Linked DNA regions of Mus musculus: region 1 is linked to region 2. The links are chromatin loops, found by intact Hi-C in ENCODE. Cell type or tissue: heart. All regions are shown on one strand. Links, peaks and the distances in the headings refer to the core of each region. The heading gives the core; the rest is flanking DNA. Region 1 overlaps Rgs3 (regulator of G-protein signaling 3). Region 2 overlaps Rgs3 (regulator of G-protein signaling 3).

Region 1 (8,326 bases), core at 192-8,191, 54 kb before region 2:
CTACCCTCGTAGAGCTCAGCTCCCACACCCCTGGGATTGCTGACATCACTCTGGGCCTCTCTGTGGAGAGCTTTCTTAAGGGCCTCAGCCTATCAACCTTCCCACTTGCTTCAGTGGGAGAGAAATTTCACTGGGAGATAGGATGTAGGCTGTAAGAGTGAGAAGTCCCTTGGTGCTGGGTTTGGTGCCTAAGTGCGTGTTTGCAGGGTCAGAGCTGGAGAGGTGTGGCTGCATACTTAATGTGCCCAGAAGAAGCCAGTTAAGGACAAGAGCCACCTGAACTATACTCTTATGTCCGATTTTCTCTCTCTTGTCTTGTTCACCACTACATCTACAAAAATTAGGTATTTACTGCATATCCTCTCTGCTCATGCATGATACGTACATGATCCCTTGCTACACACGTCATCCCAATTAGGCCTGAAACATCCTCACGACAGGAGAGAAGCACAAGGAGACTGGGGCTCAACCAGGACCCAAGAATCTCAAGGCTGGTAGGGAATGGAGCCAGGATAAGTTCTTGGCTCTCTGGCTGGGTAATGCTCTCCATGATCCCTGGCGCTTTTGGTATGTTTGTTAAAACCAAGGGAACACAAGCCAAGCTATAGCCGTAGTAACAGTTCACTCCTCCCTACCCCACCACTCTCCCAGCCCCTACCCCTCATCCTCCCCCCTCCCCCACCTCCAACAAACACACACAACTTCTTGCCCACTGGATCTTTGGAAGTTGAGAACCAAAAGAAACTCTCCCTTTAAGACTGAAGGTAGTCTGTTTTAATTTGAAGACAAGAAAAGTAACTTCATCCCTTCTCCTCAAAGTAGGAGAGCAGCAGCCTCCTAGGAGAGCTTCGACATGTCTCCCGATCCTCAAACTGAAAATGGAAAGCAGCTATCACCAGGCATTGGGTAGCTTCTGAGAACATGTCGGGGTGGGAGGGTAAGGTTCCTAGATTCTAGTTACTCTGTGTCATTCTCCAGGCAATAACTTTTCCCAAAGGGGTTTCTAAATGAATATGGTGGCCTCTCTAGGCAGCAGAGTTGTAAACTGGAAGGTGCTAAGCAGTTGGAAGCTCTGCATGTCTTGAACGTTTTCTCTCTCTGTTTCTTTATCCTGACTCTTCTCTGAGCATGGTGATGTTAGGGAGCTGCTCCCATCCCCACAGCACAGAAGTCACATGGTTTGATCTGGACGCACACCCAGATCAAATCATCATTTAGTGGCGGCCTGTTTGGTTTTTTGTTTCATTTTGTTTTGGTTTTGGTTTTTCAAGACAGGGTTTCTCTGTGTAGTCCTGGCTGTCCTGGAACTCACTTTGTAGACTAGGCTGGCCTCAAACTCAGAAATCCGCCTGCCTCAGCCTCTGGTTTTGTTTTTGAGAGAAGCTTTATCTGTGTAGCCTCAGCTGTCCTAGAACTTGATTTGTAGAGCAGGCTATCCTCGAACCTATAGACCTGCCTGCTTCTGCTGGGATTAAAGGCATGCATCACAAAGTCAGCCTCTTGACAGCCTCTTACACACACATCCTGACCTCAGTTCTGGTCACTGGGGACTCAGCCAGAGCTTTTACTAGGTTCCAGGAATACTATGAAGTCCAAGATGCCACACCCTCAGTTCACACAGACTCATTGGGTTTACCATTAACTGAAGTATCAAGGTGTTGTCTGTAGGTAGGCTCAGCCCCATGGCCGGGTGCCCAGGAGAAGGCTTTGGTCAGGGCCACTTGAGAGAAGTCACCCTCCGAGTTGTAAGGATTCTGTGACTAATCTTGGGATTCTGGAAAATACATGTGTCCTAGGAGCAAGTGTGGGGAAGACTGGCCCAGACCCCAGGGCCAGTGTTGGAAGGCAGCAGGTAACCAGACTGTGGAGAAGGGGGACAGTGTTCCCTGGATTGTGAGGCTTCTGCTTGTAGGCTGTTGGGGAGCAGCAGGGCCCACATGCTTTGCTCTGGCATGCCTGCCATCTGCCTTGCCTCCAGCCCTGTGCCAGCCCTGGCCTTTGCCTGACCGACCTTTGGGGAAAATTTTCTCTCATGCCTTAATCACTTCCTGTCTAGACCATATTCTCAGCTCTGGGAGTAGGCGGGAGACTGGGGGCAGTGGCCTAGTGCTTTTCTCACCTTGTGGCTCCTCCCACAAGTCTTCCATTCAGCCCTAGGCTTTTTTTTTTTTTTTAATTTTAATTTTCTAGTCTCACAGATTATCTCTTCTGACCTTTCTTCTGCCAGCTTCCCTATGGTCTAGAGGTAACAGCCAGACCTCCCCTGAGTGGGGGACATGTTTTGTGGGAAGATGAGGGTTTGCCTACAGAGCAGCCCCTTGACTCTGCAAACCCTCCTCAGACCATCTGTAACCACACGTCTTCTGAGCACTCCATTGTTTTCCTTCCTACACTTACTGAATTTATTGTCTCTTCTGCTATAGGCACATCACCACCTCTCTGTCATTAGATCCCTAGCTGTGTGGTCATGGGAAAGTCACTTAACCTGTCTGAGCTGGAGAGGGCAGTGATACTGTTTAAGTGAGGGCGGAACAGGGCAGGAGCAGGTACTCAGCTGCAGGGATGTTTCTGTCGCACTGTTTTGGGCTGGGCTGGGGCATGCTTCACTGTTAAGACTCCCTTCTGGAGGTCCTGAGTTCAATTCCCAGCAACCACAAGGTGGCTCACCACTATCCATAATGGGCTCCGATGCCCTCTTCTGGTCTGTCTGAAGACAGTGATGGTATACTCACATACATAAAATAAATAAACCTTAAAAACAAACAAACAAACAAAAAACCCTTCTGGCAAAGAGTTCTAGATTTTTTAAAAATGAGTACTCTGTAGCTGTCTTCAGACACACCAGAAGAGGGCATTAGATCCCATTACAGATGGTTGTGAGCCACCATATGGTTGTTGGGACTTGAACTCAGGACCTCTGAAAGAACAGTCAATGTTCTTAACCACAGAGACATCTCTACAGCACCCAAACTCTAGAGCTTTTGTGTTTGGGACCTGTTGGAAGATGGCATGGCCCTGAGATGGCCTGCCTAAGTACATTCCTGAGCTACTTCCAGGTTCCATTTTTGTGTAATGCCCAGAATGTCAGGTAGGGCTTTGGATACGTCTTATATACATATATATGTGTACATATACATATATATGCACATATGTATGTATAACATATATAAATTTAGACACGCTCTCATCACATAGCCCAGATTAGCTTAGAGTGCATTGTATACCCTGGGATAGCCTGTAACTCATAACTCTCTTGCTTGGCCACAGAATGCTGGGATTGTAACTGTATATAACCATGCTCTGCTTTTATTTTTTTCTAATTGCAGAAGTGCCACCGAGAACATCCTTATATGTTCGTATTTATACATTCTTGTATTTCTCTCGGAGAGCCTCAGAGGTGGGACTGCGGGATCATCTTGAGCAGCTCGCTAGCTAAATGTCAGCGTGCCGGCTTTTCAAACATGGTTAACAAATCACAAACTGTGCCCTTCAGGCTGTGCCAAGCTCTTCTGGTGGGGTCTCCCTGCTTCAGAAGACATGGAGGGTCAGCTATGGCCCCTTGAAGAAGAGTCCCATAATTAATAATTTATATTATTATCATCATCATCTGAGATAGGACTTTAAAGCTTTAAGGAAAGAACCGTGTAAACCATAGTGGACATAGAAAACCAAGTGAATTCTTTTCAACATAAAAACATGCTGAGCAGATCTGTCAGGTTACTTATAATGGCTAAAAATGGCCCTTCCTTTGTTTTGGGAGCATAAAGAGGAGTAGCGGTTGTGTGCAAACCTAGATCAGAATGTAAGTAACCACCATTTTTCCTGAACCAAATTTCTCATTGGTACACTACAAAAATAACTGCAAGAAATTTGGTAATACTACCTCATGAATCTTCCCCTCACATTACAGATAGCTTGTAGAAGAAGCTTGAGGGAGCCAGGTATGGGGTATGGTCTGGGGACACCCCAGGGCCTAAGTAAGGCTCCTCCAAGAACAGTGAGCCTGGAGGACTATGGCCATAGAGAGACCGACCGAGCTACCCACCTTGAGGGCAGGAGCCATTGTTAAGTCTGGTTTATTTGTATTTGTTTCTACTTTGAGCAAGGGAAGTACAGAACGCGCAGGGATGAACTGGCTGCTCCCGCTGCAGGGCAAGCCTTCATCATTAGCGTGGTCCCTCAAGGAGCTCCTTCTGGCTCTGCCAACACTGGAGGTCCAGGATGTGTTTCCTGGACCTCTAGTGGACCTCGTGGCTCTCTGCATCCCGGAGGGACAGCAAAGCAGACAGTTGTGTTTGTTCTCTCCCCGAACAGGTGACACTGTTTGCCTACTCGGACCTGCTGCTGTTCACTAAGGAGGAGGAGCCAGGCCGCTGCGACGTCCTGAGAAATCCCCTCTACCTCCAGAGCGTGAAGCTACAGGAGGGTAAGAAGGACATGGGCACCCTAACGTGCTGTTGGGTCTGCCTGGTGTTGCATACAAGGCTGGCAAGCCACCTTCTGCTATACCTGATCTCTGCAGGAGGTTTCTATCCTAGGGAGCTTCCAAGGAGAAGGGCAGGGAGAGCTTTGGACTCCCGGACCTTGTGTTCAATTCCCTCAGTTCTGGTGTGGCCTTGGGAAGTTACTTCACTTCTCTGAGCCCATTTCCTCTCTGTAAAGTAGGATAATTATAGCCCTGTCAGAAGGTGGGGTTAAGTTAGGTCGTTTACAGAAAGTGCCTGGCTCCAAACAGGTTCCCAGTAGAGGCTTCTTGACAATTGTCTATGGACAACTTCTCTTTTTAGCCAGCTGTGTAGGTTAGCTCAGCACCTTGGGAAACTGGAGCAAGCCTGATTGGGGTCGGTGCGCAGAGCAGCAGCAGCAAGCTGGGAATCTCTAACCCACAAACTTTCCATGGAGGTCTGGCCCATGGGGGCGACCAGGGAACGGAAAACCAGCTGGGACTATCTGTCCAACTGCAGGCTTTGGCGCCTGAGGTCTCAGCCGAAAGGGGCTCGGTTTCCTCTCCCAGATTATGCAAACAACAACAGACCTGTGTGAGCTCGGGGCGGCAGGGGAACGGGGAGGAAAATATTAGCCCTGAAAGAATTCTGTTTTGGTGGGGTTTTGCTTCAGGAGAACTTCCTGACTGCTTGCAAAGCCATGCTGTCTGTGTGCTTGGTTCTCCCTCCCACCCCCACCCGCTGCCGCTCTGCCTCCTTGGGAACTGGCCTTCCCGTGGGAAGTTCTTCCCAGTGCTCACTCTCTAGCTCTGTCCTGCCTGCTCAAGGACTAGGGTGTCTCCTGACAGGAGAGCAAGGGAGACAACCAAGGAGAGAACAAGACAAGGCAGTTAGAAGAGCAGGCCTCTCAGCTTCTTGGTTCCTGGCTCTGGTATTCCAGATGGCTCCTCTGTCCTCCAGTGACTCTGCCCTTGGCTTCCCACTACTTTCCCACCTTGCCCTGTGGTCTCACGGATGCTTAGTATAGTCAGCCTGGCTTCCTTGCCACGCCCCCAGCTCAGCTGATCTGGGACCCGGTTAAGATGAATGTGTACCTAGTAGTGTGGTGCTCAGTACCATGTACTAGGTGCACCAGGACCTGAGCCCTGACTGTTATACACACTGAAGGTCCTGGGCCACAAGACCCTCACTGGCTCAGCTCCCTGCTAAATGGAAGGAGGGAAAAGGAGTGGGAAGAGGGTTGTCCCAGCTGGCTGACTTTTGGGTGGATCTGGAGTTGGAGGGTAGAGAGAGCAGTGGCTGCAGGATTGGGGGCCCAGACTTGACTTCATTACTGTAACAATATGCTTGTAAGCACTGTGGGTCCTTTTCTTTTCCCCTCCCCATCATAGTTTCTCTGTGAAGTAAGGATTCAGCTAGCTCGTTGAGTTCCCTCTTCTCTGATACCCCGCCAGAGGGAACCGTCAGGGCTCCTAGGAGAAGTGTTCATAGCCAGTCTTCATATTACCCTGCTTCCAGGTTGGGATATAGAGGCTGAGGGCTGGCTAGGCTGTCCCAGAGCCTGGATTTAACACTCTACTCTCTCTTCTACCAGTTAGTGATATTCAGGTTGGGTGCAGAGGAGCTCCCAAGAGACTAAGCTGTGTGCAGATCTGGCTTCCTGGGGCCGAGACCATGTCTGCCTGTTGATAATGGGACAGTCACATAAGAGCTAAGGGTAGGTGACCCAGGCAGCGCTGCACAGGCAAGGTCGTCATGGACATGAGAGCCTATGAGGTTGGTTGGCATGGAGGATGTGTCCCTGTACTGGATTCCCTTGGTAGACCACAGCCGTAAGTGGGTTTCACAGTGGCCACTGGGAATCCTGGAGCTGCTGAGATGGAAGGAAATGGCTAATTGACAGGAGCCCTCAAGGCACATGGCTCAGGGCTTAGACTTCTTTCCAGGCACCATGGAGTCTTTGTACTGTCCCCCATCCCCACCCCCACCCCGACACCCCTGCTTTCCTGAGATAGGTTCCATATTCTACCAAACTCCAGTGCCCCTTCTGTAGCAGCCAAAGGAGTCAGCTGTGGGACCCAGTGTTTTGAAGCTGGGGCCATTGTTTCCTGGCCTCTCCTATATGCGCACTACTGCAGCAAGTGAGGCTATTAAGAGATGCATTAGGGAGTTAGCTGGAGTGTCTGGTGGCAGAAGGGTCTCTAATTAACCCTGGCATGAGACTCATAGGTTTCTTCTCACTTTCAAGTCAATATGAATGCAGAGATCGATTTAGGGGACCATAAAGGTATTAAACAAAGAAAGCATCCAGACTTCTGGACAGGCTGTGGCTGGCAAGTTATACTCCCTGGCAGGGCACAATCCACCTTCTCCCTGGGACCAAGGACTCCCTTGTGACTTGTTTGCTAGGGTCAACCTCTGTTAGTCACCCATATTCCCAGAACTCTGTAGGGAGCGTGGCATGTATCAGGTGACTGTTAGGTGCTTGTTTTTGCAGACAATGAAGAACTAAAAGGAGACCAGGGTGTTGCCTTAGCCTGGGAGCTGGGGTGTCTCCTCCTCCAGAGCTCAGGCTGGTGGTCACTCCTGTGGTGCCCCCTCCTGCCAGCTTCTCCCAGTGTTCATCGGGACTGAGTGGTGATGTGATGAGAACAGGCAGAGAACTGGTGCTAACAATTGGGACATCTCCGGTCAGCGGGGACCCATTGTGGTCTCTTCCTGTCACGGCTGTCTGCCGCTTCTACTACTCTTTGTGTTTCTGCCTCCCAGGCGGCCAAGCATCACGCCCACAGTGTGTCTTTCTGGCCTTGCCTGTTCTTAGGCATGACCTGGAAATGTCTATCTGACTCATGGGCTCTCCAGGCACATTGGGGGAGCCAGGATCCCAGCTTGGAAACTCAGCTGCTTTGGCCCCAGCTGCTGAAATGCTCGCTTGACATTTCTGAGCTGTCCTCCATGTCTGCCCCAGTGCTGGCCACTGCAGTGAGAACTGTGGAAGAGGCCTGTCCACTCTGGAGCTCCTAGCCAGGTGGAATCACAGAAAGCCCGTGTCAGGGCAGAAGTATCATAATAGAGGATCTGGAAGCCTGACTTCCAGATATGGGGGTAGCGTCCTTCCTGAGTTCAAATCTCAGCCCTGCCTCTTCGTGCTCATGCACTTTGTTGTCCGTCTGCCTTTGTATGTGGAGAACAGAGACAAGAGCTCTTTTGGCCTGCCCCCACTAGTAAAGAAGGCTTGCTGAATCTCAAAGCAGCAGTAAGATGTGCTCTGGGTAAATGATCGGCCGGCAGGCACAGGCCAGGAAGTCTTCTCTGGGCTCCACCTAGCCCATGGTCAGGAAGCCTTCTGCATGGTCTGTGCACTGCATGGTGGGATGCAAAGGCCACCTCTGGATGCGTTCCAAAATGGCAGAGGCAGTTAGCATGGTTCAAGGCAAACCCATAAATGTTCCGCCTCAGTGTCCGTCTCTTCCAGCAGGGCAGAGCTTCTCTCTGCAGTCTTCTCCAGAGCTCCAGGCAGTCCTCCTTGGCTCCCTCAGCTCCAGGCAGTCCTCCCTAGTACCCTCAGCTCCAGGCAGTCCTCCCTAGTACCCTCAGCTCCAGGCAGTCCACCCTGGCTCCCTCAGCTGCCCCAGTTTGTCGTTCTTCTATGAGGCTCCGAATCATGCTGAGCACGACGGCTCCCCTTCCATGATGCTGTCACACTGCTGCCAACACAAGGCTGTGATGGGGAACAGATGCCAGGGAGAGTTTGCAGCAATCCAGCAAGGTTGGAGAGGGGAGGTGTCAAAGCACAGAGAGCTTGTCATTCGTCAATGGCTTCCTGACACAAGGACTGTCTGACAGTGTGTTTCCCCAACCTCAGCTCCTATTTCCCCAAG
Region 2 (8,326 bases), core at 193-8,192:
AACAGGGTCGGGGTCGGGGGACGGTTGGAGGGCAGGTCCGTGAGATTCAGAGGGCAGTTATAGTGGCTGCAGGAAGGAACCACACTTCCCTGTTCTACCCTTGCTCTTTGAGAGACTTCCCAATGAACCTTCTGCCCATTTGATAGAAGACAAAACTGAGGCCTCAAGGTGCCATGAAGAAGAACCCACACGATCAGATGTATTCTCCCGGCTCCATTGTCTTATGCTGAAGGCAGAAAAGGTGTGGCTTAGCTCAGAACATCAGGCGTTTGGATTGAAAAGGTCTGAGATAGTAACTGGGAAAGCACGGGCTTTCAGGGCTGAGGAGGTGGCTCGGTGGGCAGAGCACTTGCCAGGCAAGTGTGAAGTCCTGAGCTTGATTCCCCAGAGCCCACATAAAGCCAGATAAGGTTCCACACCTCCGTAACCTGAGTATTCTTTTTAAATATTTTAATCTGAGTATTCTTAAGGCAAGGTGTGGGGACAGGGATGTGAGAAGCCCCAGAAACGCAGAGGAACCAGAAGCAGCAAACAAGGAAAGAGACCTTATCTCAACAAGGGAGAAGACAGGGCCTGGCACCCAGCCCAGGCTTGCTCTCTAATCTCTACACTACCCCTTCCCCCCCCCCCCCCCCGCATATTATAATTTACATCTGGCCCAGGCCTGGCCAGACTAGAAATCTATTAGCTAACAACAAAACCAGCATATGTATGTTTTGTCTAAGCAGTTCCCATCAACACATTAATCTGTCCCGTAGCTCTGTGCCCTAGAGAGTATTTTGTGCCCATTTCACAGATGAGAAATCTGAGTCCCAGAGAAGTTCTATAACTTGATCCAAATCGACCACACAGTTTACAAGTGTCTGGATCAGAATTAGAGTCTGACCCCAAGACCAGACCCCATAAGGACTCTGCCTTGCACAAATGTTTACAAACATGCAAATCAGTGTTTATGGGTTTTCTGCCTTGTGCCAAGGCCCTGTGTTCAACAGCAGAGGCTGCAGGAGCAGTGGGGCCGAGCTTAGCTAGGGAGGAGCAAGAAAGGGCTTTCTGTGTGGGCTGGGGATTTAGCCTAGCAGAACAAACCACACCATGGCCTTTAAGCCAGTTTGGGCTTAAGTTCTATCCCTTACCTATTGTGTGGCCTTGAGTGAGTCACCAGCTCCTCTGGGACTTGCTTTCCTTCCCTGAGTGGGTGGGGATGAACTAGAAGAGCCTGGGGCCTGAGGACATGATTGACAGCACACTTTGGAAGAAGCCCTCAGGGAGCCCTGCTGCTGTTCCTTTACCCTGAAGTGTATCCTTAAGGCTAGAGGGGTTGTTATGACAACTGTGGGAGGCAAGATGAGGCTCAGAGACACAAAAGTTTAGGACAGACCCTGAGACCTTCCAGGAAACAGATGCCAATGGTGAGAAAAAATGCCCATGGTGAGACCTGGAAGGTCAAATACCTTTAGGATAAATGGAGAATAAGCTTAGAGCAAAGTATAGAACAGGACTATTTACTGCTGCTCCCTAGCCAAACCCATGGCAGACATTACTAATAGATCCCAGCTTACTTAGCTGCCATGCTGGGGCATGGTCTCCAAGCCTTTGCAACTTTGTAACCACCGACAATACTACAGACCTGGCATTTTGGAAGACACTCTGCAGGAAGTTGGTTAGGCCTTCCAAACTGGGAACTGCTTTGGGTCTGGACACAAGAACTAAATCCCCAGGGCTTGCTCGTAGCTGTCCTTCCTTATCTGTAAACTCCCAGGGTATGGTCTCACCCTGTGACTTCTCATCCCCAGCCTGGCTCTCTAGAGCCAGAATTTCTAGGGCTGGTACCCAGACCCTGTAGTTTAAACAAATGCTCTGAGGATTAGGATACCTACCTGAACTTGACTGCCACCATTACCACTTAGGCCAGCCCTTGAGGCAGCTGCTACAGCCACAACGGTTAGACCTGGCTCCCCTTCTCTCGAAGGCGGCTGAGGACCAAGGGCCCAGCCACCTGCTTTAGGTCTCCACAACCTGCCTCCCGCTAAACCCCACCCTTCTAGTTCTGTTTCTTCCACCATCCTTGCTCCAACACAAATATTTACATTCACGGAAGTTAACACACATTCACACATGCATTCCAACTCGTCCCTCTGTCCATTCGGGTGACCCGAGTTCCTAAGGACAGATGCCCCACCCGGGAGCCTAGCAGGTCTGTACCAGGTCCCTCCTGCCTCAGCTTTGTGTTTGTCCACCGTCCGGTCCCCACTGTCACTTCTTCCTTGACACTTCATTTCTCAGGCTTGAGTAACTGAGCTACCAGGGCCCCCAAAGGCTGTTCCTAGTATGTGTGGGCCACTCTAGATCACATGGCTTCCACTCTCCAGCCTCTGAGTAGGTCATCATCCTTCCCACTTCCAGCCTCCAGCTTCAGTCAGAAACCCATCCAGGGCAAGGCCAGACTCAACAAGCCCCTGATTTACTATCACCCCTCACTAGCGGAGGGCCTCGGGTTAGCCCTTCCCTTCTCCAAGCCTGTGTCCTCTCTGGTGTGGTTATGGTAACTACTCTAGTTTCAGAGCATGCTGGAAGGCTCAAGTAGGTTGATGCAGGGGCTTAAGACAAGATCTGCCACTCAGTTCCCACTGGGTTCTCCACGAATGGTTATCATGCTGCTGAGATGGTAGAAGTGGAGGCGGACACTGTTCTGACCTTCCTCACCCCACAGCATTGCCAATTCATTTTCTGAGGTAGGATGTCAGAACCCATTGTGTAACTGACCTTGAACTCCTGACCATTCCCCTGCCTCAGCCTTTCAAGTGCAACAGGCTGAAGCTACCACTCTGGACGCCCGCCCTTCACCCCTAATCCCATGCTAAAAGGAGGCTGACAGAGGGAGAGGCCCCTGTGTTCTCCTCACTACTCTCGTACCCTCTCGGTTTGGGCCTGGCTCCTGAGGTGACGAAGAGAGGGTGAAGACATCAGCTATAGAGACAGGTAGACCCATTCCAGGCCCAGCTCTGCCTCCTCCCCGACCTTGGTCAAGTCGCTTCTTGGAGCGCCAGTTTCCCCTTTGTCAAATAGGACTGGGAAGTCATTCCATATAGAGAGCTCTAGATCAGAGAGCTTAAAAGCCCGGAGCATAGCACAGTGATCTTGTAATGATGTGAGAGCCAGGAAGGCCAGACAGAGCTGCTGTGCTGCTGTGTGGCCAAGCCGTGTGGCTCTCTGAGCACAGGCTACCTGCGACAGGGTGGTAGTCACATTGTGCTCTCTGCCCCATGCTGACACCCTGCCCTTGTGCCCTGTGCAGAGTCCACTGTGAGTCATGTCTTAGAACCATGCACACCGTATAAACTGCCTGCTTGGACTTGGTGCCTTCACAGGTGTTCAAGGAGGTCCAGGGAGTTGGGGAACCATGAGGCTCTCCGGTGGATCATTCCCTGGGCCCGGCCCCTGTGTGGAGCTAACTCGGCTCATGGCGCCCCCTGCTGCCAGATCCCTGGAGACCCCGCTCAGTGGACGCTCTCTAGAGGAGCCTCACTGTGTGGGAGCCTAAGACTTACACACTTCAGCCTTGTCTGGCCGTTCCTTGACATCGAGGAAACACAAGTGATGGCTCTCTCCTGGCTGTGTTTCCTTCCTGACCCACTGTAGGGTTGTCATGGTTGTCCTGACCAAGGGTCACAAAAGGTCAGATAAAAGGACTCTAAAATACCCCTGGCCTCCAGGGTAGGATAACACTTTCTAGGCTTCTATTTTATTCTAAAGAGAATCCTAAAGATATTTCCTACATTCAAATTCCCTATGCCTAAATAAATTTAGTGCACAGACCACTGTTGCCACATGGTCACACAGGACCCAGTTTGACAGCCACACATGGCCAGATGACCCAGGAGTCAGACCAGGACCAAGAAGGGAAGCAAGCTGGGGTTCTGCTTGTAGGGGAGCCCTCAAACCCCATTGGCCTTTGATGCCAGACACCAAATTCACTGCATCTTACCAGTTCAAAGAGTCCGGGCAAGTTACACTGCTCCGGGCCTCAGTTTCCCCAGCTGCAAGCCGGGAAAAAAATAGTAGCAAATGGTGCTTGGGAATGTGAGGTTTAGGTAGGATCATCCATGACTACAGACTGTAGCGCAGGGCCTGGGTGCGTGGTCCTCGCAGTGGCTGATGGACAGCAGGGCCTGGTGTGTGGTCCTCGCAATGGCTGATGGATGTTGATAACCACCCCTTATCCCCATCCCTATGCGTCTGTTGGCTCACAGCAGCCCTGTGAGGTAGGGGTCCAGTTTGAGCCCTCGTTTTGCCAATGAAGGGAGCAGACGTGGCAAGCAGATGGAACACAGCTAAGGTCAATTAGCTAATATGGGATTGAGCTAGGATTCAAATCCAGGCTGTTTAGAAGCCACACTCTTAATCACGACTGTAATTATAGGGGTAATGACAATAAGAATTATAGTTATTATTCCGGGAGACTGAGAGCTCTCAGTCCCAGAGGTGGCAGGGTGAGGCCAGGCAGGCCCCAGGGATCCCTGCCAGAGTTCAGGGAGGGCCAGTGACTCCGGGCTCACTTCAGCTTGCAGCAGGGCAGGGTCATGGAGGAGGGGTAGGGACAGGTAGAAGAAGCTGCCCCTTTGCCAGCTGGGCCCTGGGCAGCCTTGTCGCAGCTGAAGGAGGATGATCTTGGGGGTCATGCTAACACCTCCAAAGACCCAAGGCTGCAGCCAATGTGGATACTGAGGAGGCACTAGGGTCCAGGAAGCCCTGTCTGGCTTAGTTTTTGGTCTTTCTTCCTGGTTGTAGGCCCCTGTCCCCTTTTAGTGCCAAGGTTTCTTAGGTGCCTGAAAGCCAAAACCCGGGGTCAGAGCTTCCCACTAGGACTACTGAAGATGACCCCACCCCACCCCACCCCCAGTAGTGGAAGGAAGAGCCCATTTCCCAGCTGGGTAGAGACTGGGGGTGGTGGCTGGCGGGAGTGGTCCCCAGGCCCATTGTGTGGGGCTGATAAAGTGCGGAAGCCGAGGTTAGAATGGGAGGAAACCCAGCTCTGTGGGTCCTTTCCCACGGGTGGGGGCTCCGAGCACTGCTGAGGTAGGCTAGCACAACTGCAGAGCCTGTGTCTCTGTGAGTCAGGTACAGCAGGGTCGGCCAAGTGTTGAGGGCATTTTGGGTGCCAAGATGTCCATGACTGGGACCCACATTTCATCCTGGTCAATCTTCTGCCCGTTTGGGCTGCTAACCCACCCTAGGCATCTGCTGAAACAAACAAACAAAAAATAACGTCTTCCAAGTTGGTAGAAGCAGCACATATGCTGGGACTGGCTCCAGACATGGTGTGTGTTCCTGGGTGCATGTATGCGCGCGCGCGCACGCGCGCGCACACACACACACACACACACACACACACACACACACACACACACACACACACACACACACATGTTTCCACGCTCTGGTGTGGCAACTGATTCAGGAAGGAGGCAGTTTTTTTTGCTGAGTCTTTCCTTGGAAACAGTCACCTTGTGCCATTTTGGCACTTGAGTGCTCCGCCCTCTGGTGGACAGTTTTTAATTTACATAGGCGGATTCTGTCTTAAGTGGTTCAGGTCCTTTGGGCAAGTGGCAATGAGCCTCTATTTACTACTTATGGACTTTCTAGGAGGATTAATGAGACAGAAGCTAGATGAAGGGTGTGAGGCTGCGAGGAGATGGAGGCTACAAGAGATAGGGTCTCTCATGCAGGAGGAACAATTTGGCAAAGTCAGGGAGCTGGGGCTATAGACTCTGCAGGCTGGGGTGGGTCACAGGAATGAAACTGGAGGTTCTGGATCCAGCAGCGAGGACTCCTAAATGCAGTGTCTCAGGCTGCATCTTCTTGGATGCATTTATCTGGCAAATGTGTGCTCCTACCACACTGACCATATGAAGGTGACCAGTCCGAGGCTTCCAATGGAAACTCAGAGCCAAGCAGAAGAGGGTTCAGACAAACCATTTTGGGTGTGGTGGGGACCTTAAAAGAGATAAAGAGGGCATGAAAGGATTCCTGGGGACAGAGGCATCGGTGCTGCTTGGCTACGGTGCCTTAAGCTATGCCTTAAGAAGGAGAGTCACTAAGGACAGCAGCAAACACTCTGCTGGGCTGGGGCAGAGGAGGGAGCTTCTAGAATAGGTGCTGGCCTGGCAATTTACTGATGATGTGGCAACTGGTCGTACCAAGCCCCATGATAGATTCTCTGCCATGTGGTGTTTTGGATGTTATCCCAAGAGTACTAGGGAGCCCTGGAGTGCTTTAAGGCAATGGGGATGCTCTCAGTCTCCTTACACCCTGAGTCCTGAGATAGCCATCAGGATCTTGGTTGTGGAAACTGAGATGTGAAGAATCATAAAGAGGCAGTGACCAGCCAAATCACAGAGCAGAAGTCTGTCTAGACCCCTGCTCACTTGCCAGCCATGGCGCCTGACGGGATCCTCTGTTCCCAGTGTCAAATGTCCCTCTGATTCTCCCCACAAACCAGGAAGAAGCCGACTGCTTGATCTGGGAGCTCTGCCAGAGATGGCGCACTGGGGATCACTGGGCTGCTTGCAGGCTGCTGCTGGAGCCTTGTGTCCTGGGTACCCAGACAACATTGTATCTCTGTTTTCTCTGCAGATGAGTGGGACTGACCTCACAGAATGTGATGAAGCTTCCCGGAAGAGAAAGAGCAAAAACATGTAGGTTGGGACGATCCTGATTGTCTCCTGACATTCCTTCTCTTCTACCCCAGACTTGGGAGAAGTAGGGTTGCACTCCAGCCCCACCCACACCCCCAGACAGATACTAAGGAGCAGTGAGCTATTGAAGACTCAGGATAAATCATTAGGATCTTGAAAGTTTATTTTCTCAGAGCTAGGCAGGAACTAAGTATCCCTGGCCCAGCCTAGCCTCTGAGCCAAGCAGTGATTTATAAAAGTCCTTGGCATACAAAGAGCTGAACTGACAAGTCTCTGGACTTCCTGAAAGTGAACAGTCTCAGGCATGGCCAGAAGGGGGCACTGCTGGCCTAGCTACACTATGCCATGCTCTCTGCAAGTTTTTCTGGCCAGCCCAGCCCAGCCCAGGCTCCCTACCCTTGTGAAGGTTTATTTCTGGTGCCAGTTAATGAGGTCTCTGGCTTGTGAGGGACAGGCGATGCTCTCGTTAGGTTTCCTCAAACTTTCAGTCTTGAGGCTCCTGAGGAGCAGATTCACAGAGAGAAGTCTGTGGGGGCATGGCTCATAGTAGGAACACAATCCCCCAGAGGGAAGGAACCTCTGCCTCCAGGTTCAGTAACAGATAAGAAAGAATTAGAGCTGGGGGAAGCGGAGAGGCGTCTTCCCTGGGCGTGATGCCTTTAGTGACCCTCTTTCCTAGCTCAGACCTGGGCGGGAGCCCACTGGTCTAGGAAACCATTTTCTCCAGCTTTTCTGCCCTCTTCTGTTTTATCCCCAACAGCGGGCTTCTCTCAGACTGTAGCCCGAGGCAGTGAAATGTACAAGCAGCCATCCTCTGCTGGGACACTCCCCCATTTAGCTGCAGTTTGGGTGGATGGGGACTGGAAGGAGGTATCCATACAATGTCAGAGCTGCTGCCGGTGGCACCTGGGAGAGCAGTAGGTGGTGGTGAAGGGTGGGTGTCCGGAGTTCTGGAACTGCCTCAGATCCACACTCTGTAGTTGCCTTTAAAAGTGGGCATCATCTTTTGAACGTCTGGAGTTCACATTCTTCAAAGCTTAGACAGTTCTCTTAGCATCTGATTGGGACACAACAGCCAGTGTTCATTGTGCTGGGTTCTATAGGTGTTGCATAGGTGATCATACTTTGCATGCCCTTTTTGTGTGCCACATCCTCGTTTTACAAAAGGAAACAGACTTAGGAAGAAGTGAGTTAACTTGTCCAGACTCTGTTTCAAAGGAATGGGAGCCAGGATGGGAGGCTAGTCTGCTTTGGGGCTGCTATCCTGACCCAGAGAGCCACTGGTCTCTGGACTCCTTGACTTAGAACCTACTGCAGCCGTGGTGGAGTGGGGGTGTCTCTGGGCAGCTGTTCCTGAACCCCAGAACAGGTGTGACAGCAGCTTCTTAGGTCCCAACACCTTTGTGCCTGGCACTGTATGCCTGCCACACCCTAGTATCCTGAACACCCCAGCAGGTAACAGGAGTATCATCCTTGTTAGACAAGCAAGAAACTTGACTTCCAGATTGGTTAAGGGGCTGAACTCAGCAGACGAGGGGAGCTTGGGTTTGACTCGGTCTCCAGAGCTGAGCTGCCAGCTGCTACCAGGTATAGTGCCACCCGTGATCTCAGAGGCGCATTTAGGCTTGGAT

What was found. Peaks named below come from ENCODE experiments on the same cell type or tissue, not always from the same donor. Only the 100,000 strongest peaks of a DNase experiment are listed, where the experiment ranks them.
Region 1: it touches region 2 in a loop (3-fold over the local background); 7 of 42 quality-filtered maps call a loop at or near these places.

The regions. Positions count from the first base shown.
Region 1 is chr4:62,636,403-62,644,728 of GRCm38, forward strand. It overlaps Rgs3 (regulator of G-protein signaling 3), which reads left to right. Exons shown (of 16, transcript NM_134257.3): 8 at 4,315-4,426. Among named protein-coding and RNA genes, the nearest start is that of Rgs3, 21 kb to the left of the region's middle. In heart, for the core only: CTCF peaks have their summits at 2,703 (motif pointing left), 2,905 and 4,258; DNase peaks (open chromatin) are centred at 4,569, 5,059, 5,489, 7,229 and 2 weaker places; H3K27ac peaks cover 4,226 bases; H3K27me3 peaks cover 3,721 bases.
Region 2 is chr4:62,690,638-62,698,963 of GRCm38, forward strand. It overlaps Rgs3 (regulator of G-protein signaling 3), which reads left to right. Exons shown (of 16, transcript NM_134257.3): 12 at 6,634-6,695. Among named protein-coding and RNA genes, the nearest start is that of Gm52741, 25 kb to the left of the region's middle. In heart, for the core only: CTCF peaks have their summits at 3,486 (motif pointing left), 5,557 (motif pointing left) and 7,003 (motif pointing right); DNase peaks (open chromatin) are centred at 1,164, 5,024, 6,504, 7,014 and 7 weaker places; H3K27ac peaks cover 2,677 bases; H3K27me3 peaks cover 4,246 bases.